Regions from separate parts of the Homo sapiens genome. Here region 2 is linked to region 1. A link is a loop called in an ENCODE intact Hi-C map of the cell type or tissue named here. Cell type or tissue: endothelial cell of umbilical vein. All regions are shown on one strand. Links, peaks and the distances in the headings refer to the core of each region. The heading gives the core; the rest is flanking DNA. Region 1 has its middle 140 kb from the start of MED14OS. Region 2 has its middle 25 kb from the start of LINC02601.

Region 1 (2,914 bases), core at 230-2,729:
GTGCTGGGATTACAGGCGTGAGCCACCGTGTCGGGGCTATAGCTTACTTTTAGCTCTTCTTCCAATCTGGTGAAGGGAATTCCTTCCATCTTCTCATCCTTTTTTGGCCACCTTTTCACTCCATTTCTAAGACCTCCTTTGTCTCTTCCTACAGTAGAACCCTGTGTTCTCTCTCCTCTATTGGTAGGTTTAATTACATCATCTAATAAATGAGCATTAATAGTGTAAAAAGGAACAATATAGTACAAAAATGTTTGCTATTTTGGTTACGCAAAACGTTTGCTTCTGGCTGTAAACAGAATACTTCTCTAAAATTGGCTTAACAATCATGGCATTTAGTAACTTATATATGTCTAGATGTAGGTGATACCAGAGTTGCCTAATTCAGTGGTACATTATCAAGGACTTACGTGATATTTCTCTTACTGTTTCCCTATCTTCAGTATGGTGGGTTTTGTGCTTCATGATCACAAGATGGCTTCAGTAGCTCCAGGCGTCACATTCTCACAAAATAGCATTGAGAGGGGGAGCAAAAAAGGGAGGAATGTTTCCAGTCTTGTGTCCCTTTCTAAGAGTGAGCAAAACTTTCCCAAGATTCCCCCATCAGATTCATTAACCAAGTTTAGATCACATGCCCATGCTTAAACTGATCAAAGACTAGAGGAATGAAATCACCCTAAGTGTCTGGGAATTGGGTGTTGGGGGAGTACCTTCCCTGAGCACATGGCCAGGTGTTTCTGCAAGGTGAAATGATTTGGGGAGGTAACCAATAGTGTCTGCTAGACTTCATCATTTTGAACTACTGAAAATACACACACAAAAACGTGCTGGAAACACTTAAAAAGAGGTAAAGGTAGGGAGAATCCCTCGGCATGACCAGTTTTCCTGATTCTTTCATAGAATAATTTCCAACTTTTGACATGGAAAGCCCTACCCGTGGTTTTAAGTTCTTTCAATTTACCTTCCTCCCTTATTTCTAGACAGCTGGCTACTAGATACTAGAACCTGGACTCTAGCCTAGTCTTGCAGCTGAGGTTAAATTGTTCTTTCCAAATACTAAACAGACTAAACAGTCTGTGTAGTGGAGGAATAAACTGCCTTGACTTGATAAAGGTCCATGTTTCACTCTGTCCAATGTGCCACCATGATCCTTATCAGCTACTCAGAACCCTCCACCCTTCACTTGGCTTACTGTCCTTCCCCACCTACTCTTCCTTAGACTTCCTTAGGCTTTGTTCAAAGGGAGAAGAAAACCAATATCCTTTTAAAGCCTTATGCTTTAAAAGGCATTTCACATGGCTATTGGATGTCATGTTCACAAGAACCATAAGAAGTAGATGTTATCATCTAAGGTCCAGAGAGGTGAAATAACCTAACTCCAAATCATGCACTTGATAGGTAGTAGATTTGCCATTCAAACCCATTCTGGTATCTTCCAAAGCTCACATCCCAGAACAGCAAGCAGAAGTTTCCCAGGCTCTTCTTTCTCTGCCTTGGTACATCTCCACCTTGGCCTACCCTTGGTGGAGGTGGGGGAGGGGGAGAATAAATCTGGAGTCACAAGCCCTGGCTTGGGCTATCCCTGTCTTCATGTAGTGCCTGTGTAAGCTCAGGCAGGGCAGGTCACCTCTCCTTTACCAGTCTTAATGTTCTCACTTGTAACACGAGAGTAACACCTACCTTGTAGGGTTGCTGTGAATATTAAGGCAATAGATCTGCATTCTCTTTTATAAAGGCCAAGCACTACATGAATGTGACAAGCCATTATTATGGATAGATTTCTTATTTACCTACGTAATAAGATATGAAAATGGACCTTCCCAATGCTGTTTTGCACCAATACAAGAGACATCCAAAAGGAGTGTGCTCAGATCTACAGAGGCTGACTTTACAAAAGGTATGCTCTAAGACTCTCAAATGCCCTCAACAATTTTGACTACAAAGGCATCAAGAGAGGGTAGAAGTAAGAAGGATTTGTGAAGAAGGTTCTTTAGATAAGGCTACTGCCATGCTGTGGGCATCCCTCTCCGACCCCTGAGGTGATGGGGAGCCCCCTTTTAACCTTAAGTCCGTGAAATGGTACTTTAAAGGGACCCTTGAAGAGGTAACTGTGTGTTCTCTGTGGTTGGGGAGCTAGGATCAGAGCCTGAATTAAGACAGCCTGTGATAGCGGGCTGCACCTCTGCATGTGGGAGCCATGGGGGAAAAAGAGGCTGGACGCTAGGCATGGCAGCTTACACCTGTAATCCCAGAACTTTGGGAGACTGAGATGGGAGGATTGTTTGAGACCAGCCTGGGCAACATAGTGAGATCCTATCTCTACAAAAGTAAAAAAAATCGGCTGAGCGCAGTGGTTCACGCCTGTAATCCCAGAACTTTGGGAGGCCGAGGCGGGTGGATCACGAGGTCAGGAGTTTGAGACCGGCCTGGCCAACATAGTGAAACCCCATCTCTACTAAAAATACAAAAATTAGCCGGGCATGGTGGCAGGCACCTGTAATCCCAGCTACTTGGGAGGCTGAGGCAGGAGAATCGCTTGAACCTGGGAGGCGGAGGTTTTGGTGAGCCGAGATTGCACCACTACATACCAGCCTGGGCAAGAGCGAGACTCTGCCTCAAAAAAAAAAAAAAAAGTAAAAAAAAATTAGCTGGGCATGGTGGTACACGCCTGTGGTCCCAGCTACTTGGGAGACTGATGTGGGAGGATTGCTTGAGCCCAGGAGGTGGAGGCTGCAGTGAGATGAGATTGCACCATTGCACCCCAGCCTGGGTGACAGAGTGAGACCCACTCTTGAAAAAAAAAAGAAAAAAAGGTTGGAGTCTTCTTTTGTTAATCTTTTTGGAAATATAAGATACATATTAAAATGTGCACAAACAACAGGTTTATAGCTTGATGAATTTTCACAAACTGAAT
Region 2 (2,914 bases), core at 108-2,607, 380 kb before region 1:
GGCTCATGCATGTAATCCCAGCACTTTAGGAGGCTGAGGCAGGAGGATAGCTTGAAGCCAGGAATTCAAGACCAGCCTGGGCAACATAGAGAGAACCTATCTCTACCAAAAAATAAAAAATAAATTTTTTTTAAATTAAAAATTTATTGTGTAGAGTGTAGGACGCTTGCCAGAGACTGGGAAAGGTAGTGGGAGTGGGTGCGGATTGTTAATGGGTACAAAAAAATAGAATAGCATCTAGTATTTACAGAATAAATAAGATCTAGTATTTGATAGCACAACAGGGTGACTATAGTCAATAATAATTTAATTGTACACACTTATGATCCCAGCACTTTGGGAAGCCAAGGCAGGCGAATCAGATTGCTTGAGCTCAGGAGATTGAGACCAGCCTGGGCAACATGGTAAAACCCTGTCTCTACAAAAAATACAAAAAAATTTAGCAGGGCATAGTGGCGCACATCTGTAATCCCAGCTACTCGGGAGGCTGAGATGGGAGGATTGCTTGAGGCCCAGGGGCAGAGGTTGCAATGAACTGAGATTGCACTACCACTGCACTCCAGCCTGGGTGACAGAACGAGATCCTGTCTCAAAAAAAAAATTTTTTTTTAATTTATTGTGGTAAAATACATATATAATTAACCATGTTCACCATTAAAAGTTTTTTCTTTCTTTCTTTCTTTTTTTTGAGATGGAGTCTTGCTCTGTTGCCCAGGCTGGAGTGAAGTGGTGCCATCTCGGCTCACTACAACCTCTGCCTCCCGGGCTCTAGTGATTCTCCTGCCTCAGCCTCCTGAGTAACTGGGACTACAGGCACACGCCACCACACTCGGCTAAGTTTTTGTATTTTTAGTAGAGATGGGGTTTCGCCATGTTGGCCAAGCTGGTCTCGAACTCCTGACCTCAAGCAATCCACCCACCTCGGCCTCGGAAAGTGCTGGGATTACAGGTGTGAGCCAGCTCACCGGCCAAAAGTTTTTTTTATTGTGGTAAAATATACATACCATAAAATTTACCATTGTAACCATTTTAAGGTGTGCAATTTGTAGCATTTAGTGCATTCATAATCTTGTGCAACTATCATCACTATCTAGTTCCAGAACATTTTCCTTTCTCCAAAAAAAAAGAAACCCCTGCCCATTAGCAGTCACTTCCCCTTCTCCCCTCTCTCAGCCCCTGGCAGCCACTAATCTGCTTTCCATCTCTATGGATTTGCCTATTCTGGATGTTTTATATCAATAGAATCGTGCGACCATGGCCTCCTGTATCTGGCTTCTTTCACTCAGCCTGTTTTCAAAGTTCATCCATGTTGCAGCACGCGTCAGCGCTTCCTTCCTTTTCATTGCTGAGTCATATTCCATTGTATGGATAGGCCCCATTCTGTTTACCCGTTCATCTGTTCATGGATGCCTGGGCTGTTTCCACCTGTTGGCAACTGTGAAGGACGCACGCGCGCCTTTGCAGCTGTGTCTGGCCCTCATCTGCAGGCCCCTCTGGGTCTAGCACCCTCTGCCAGCTGGGCTGTGAGCAGTTGTTCTGGGCCTGCATACCTTCCCTCACCCTTTTACTCCCTTGTGAGTCTGGGCACATGGACCTTTTTCTGGTCCAAGAGAGATGGTCCACGTGCCTGCACCAGAAAAGGGTCCACATGCCCGGACTCACCAGGTGTTGCCTCAAATCAAGGGTCCACTTGGAGTTATTTTGTTGCCTCTCAGGGGCCAGGCCCTTTAAAACTTGGATGCTAGAAGCAGCCCCTTTTCCTCTACTTTCTGCTAATACATCCCCAAGGCAAAGAACAAGACTGGCCTGGCTGCCGCCATGATGAGAGGATGGACAAGGCAAAGACAGTAGGAAATGCTGGGCAGTGGAAGGGCGTGGGGAAGCAAATGTGATCCTGCATATTTTCTTTTTTTTTTTTCTTTTGAGACAGAGTTTTACTCTGTCTCCCAGGCTGAAGTACAGTGGCGCAATCTTGGCTCACTGCAACCTCCACCTCCCGGGTTCAAGCGATTCTCCTGCTTCAGCCTCCCGAGTAGCTGGGATTACAAGCGGCCACCACCATGCCCGGCTAATTTTTGTATTTTTAGTAGAGACAGGATTTCACCATGTTGGCCAGGCTGGTCTCGAACTCCTGACCTCAAGTGATCCACCTGCCTCGGCCTCCCAAAGTGCTGGGATTATAGGCCTGAGCCACCACGCCCGGCCAATTTTGCATATTTTCATCCTCACTTACTCTCTTGCCATGACAATTGAGTGGAGGGTGGGACAGTGTGGGACATGGAGGCCACGGCCCAGGACAGTGGGTAGGGGAGATGATGAGGGGCCACCTTTCCTCCCAGCACGGCCAGTCTACCCAGGCCAGGGCAGGAAGCAAGAGGAGGGGAGACCATGTGAGGGCAGGGGAGTGTCTGTGGAGGCCCTGCCTGGACAAGCAGACCAAGGAGGTCCTTCTTTGCCAAGAGAGATGGGCAAATTGTGATGGCCAGTTCTGGAAAAGGCAGTCCCTGGGCCCTGAGGAGAAGAGAATCTCTCCCCAAATCCACATGCAGGGAATGAACCCTCCCTGGGCACTCAGATCAGTGAACAGCTTGTATCAGTGTAAGGTACATGAGTTGGTATATTTACTCCTTGGATTTTAATGGCCAGGGATTCTTTGACTTGTCAAGTCCTTTAGCTACAGAAAATAAACACATGTCTGTCCTCTCTGCTCCACCCTGTCGTTTGCTGACCCTACGTTTGCTGTGTCAGTGAACACTAGGGGCCCCATTCCAGCTTGCCTCATTTGGAATCCAACATTTACTGAGATGCCATAGATGAGCTGCTCTCAGATATCTCAAATTTCACAAACTGATACACTTTTTCAAAAAACAGGACCTGGCCCGGCGCGGTGGCTCATGCCTGTAATCCTAGCACT

What was found. A loop is a pair of places that touch in the nucleus more often than their neighbours do. Peaks named below come from ENCODE experiments on the same cell type or tissue, not always from the same donor. Only the 100,000 strongest peaks of a DNase experiment are listed, where the experiment ranks them.
Region 2: it touches region 1 in a loop (35-fold over the local background); 8 of 110 quality-filtered maps call a loop at or near these places.

The regions. Positions count from the first base shown.
Region 1 is chrX:40,873,779-40,876,692 of GRCh38, reverse strand. No RefSeq gene overlaps it. Among named protein-coding and RNA genes, the nearest start is that of MED14OS, 140 kb to the right of the region's middle. In endothelial cell of umbilical vein, for the core only: no CTCF peak of the experiment used is centred there; no DNase peak of the experiment used is centred there.
Region 2 is chrX:41,249,511-41,252,424 of GRCh38, reverse strand. No RefSeq gene overlaps it. Among named protein-coding and RNA genes, the nearest start is that of LINC02601, 25 kb to the left of the region's middle. In endothelial cell of umbilical vein, for the core only: no CTCF peak of the experiment used is centred there; a DNase peak (open chromatin) is centred at 1,354; H3K27ac peaks cover 872 bases.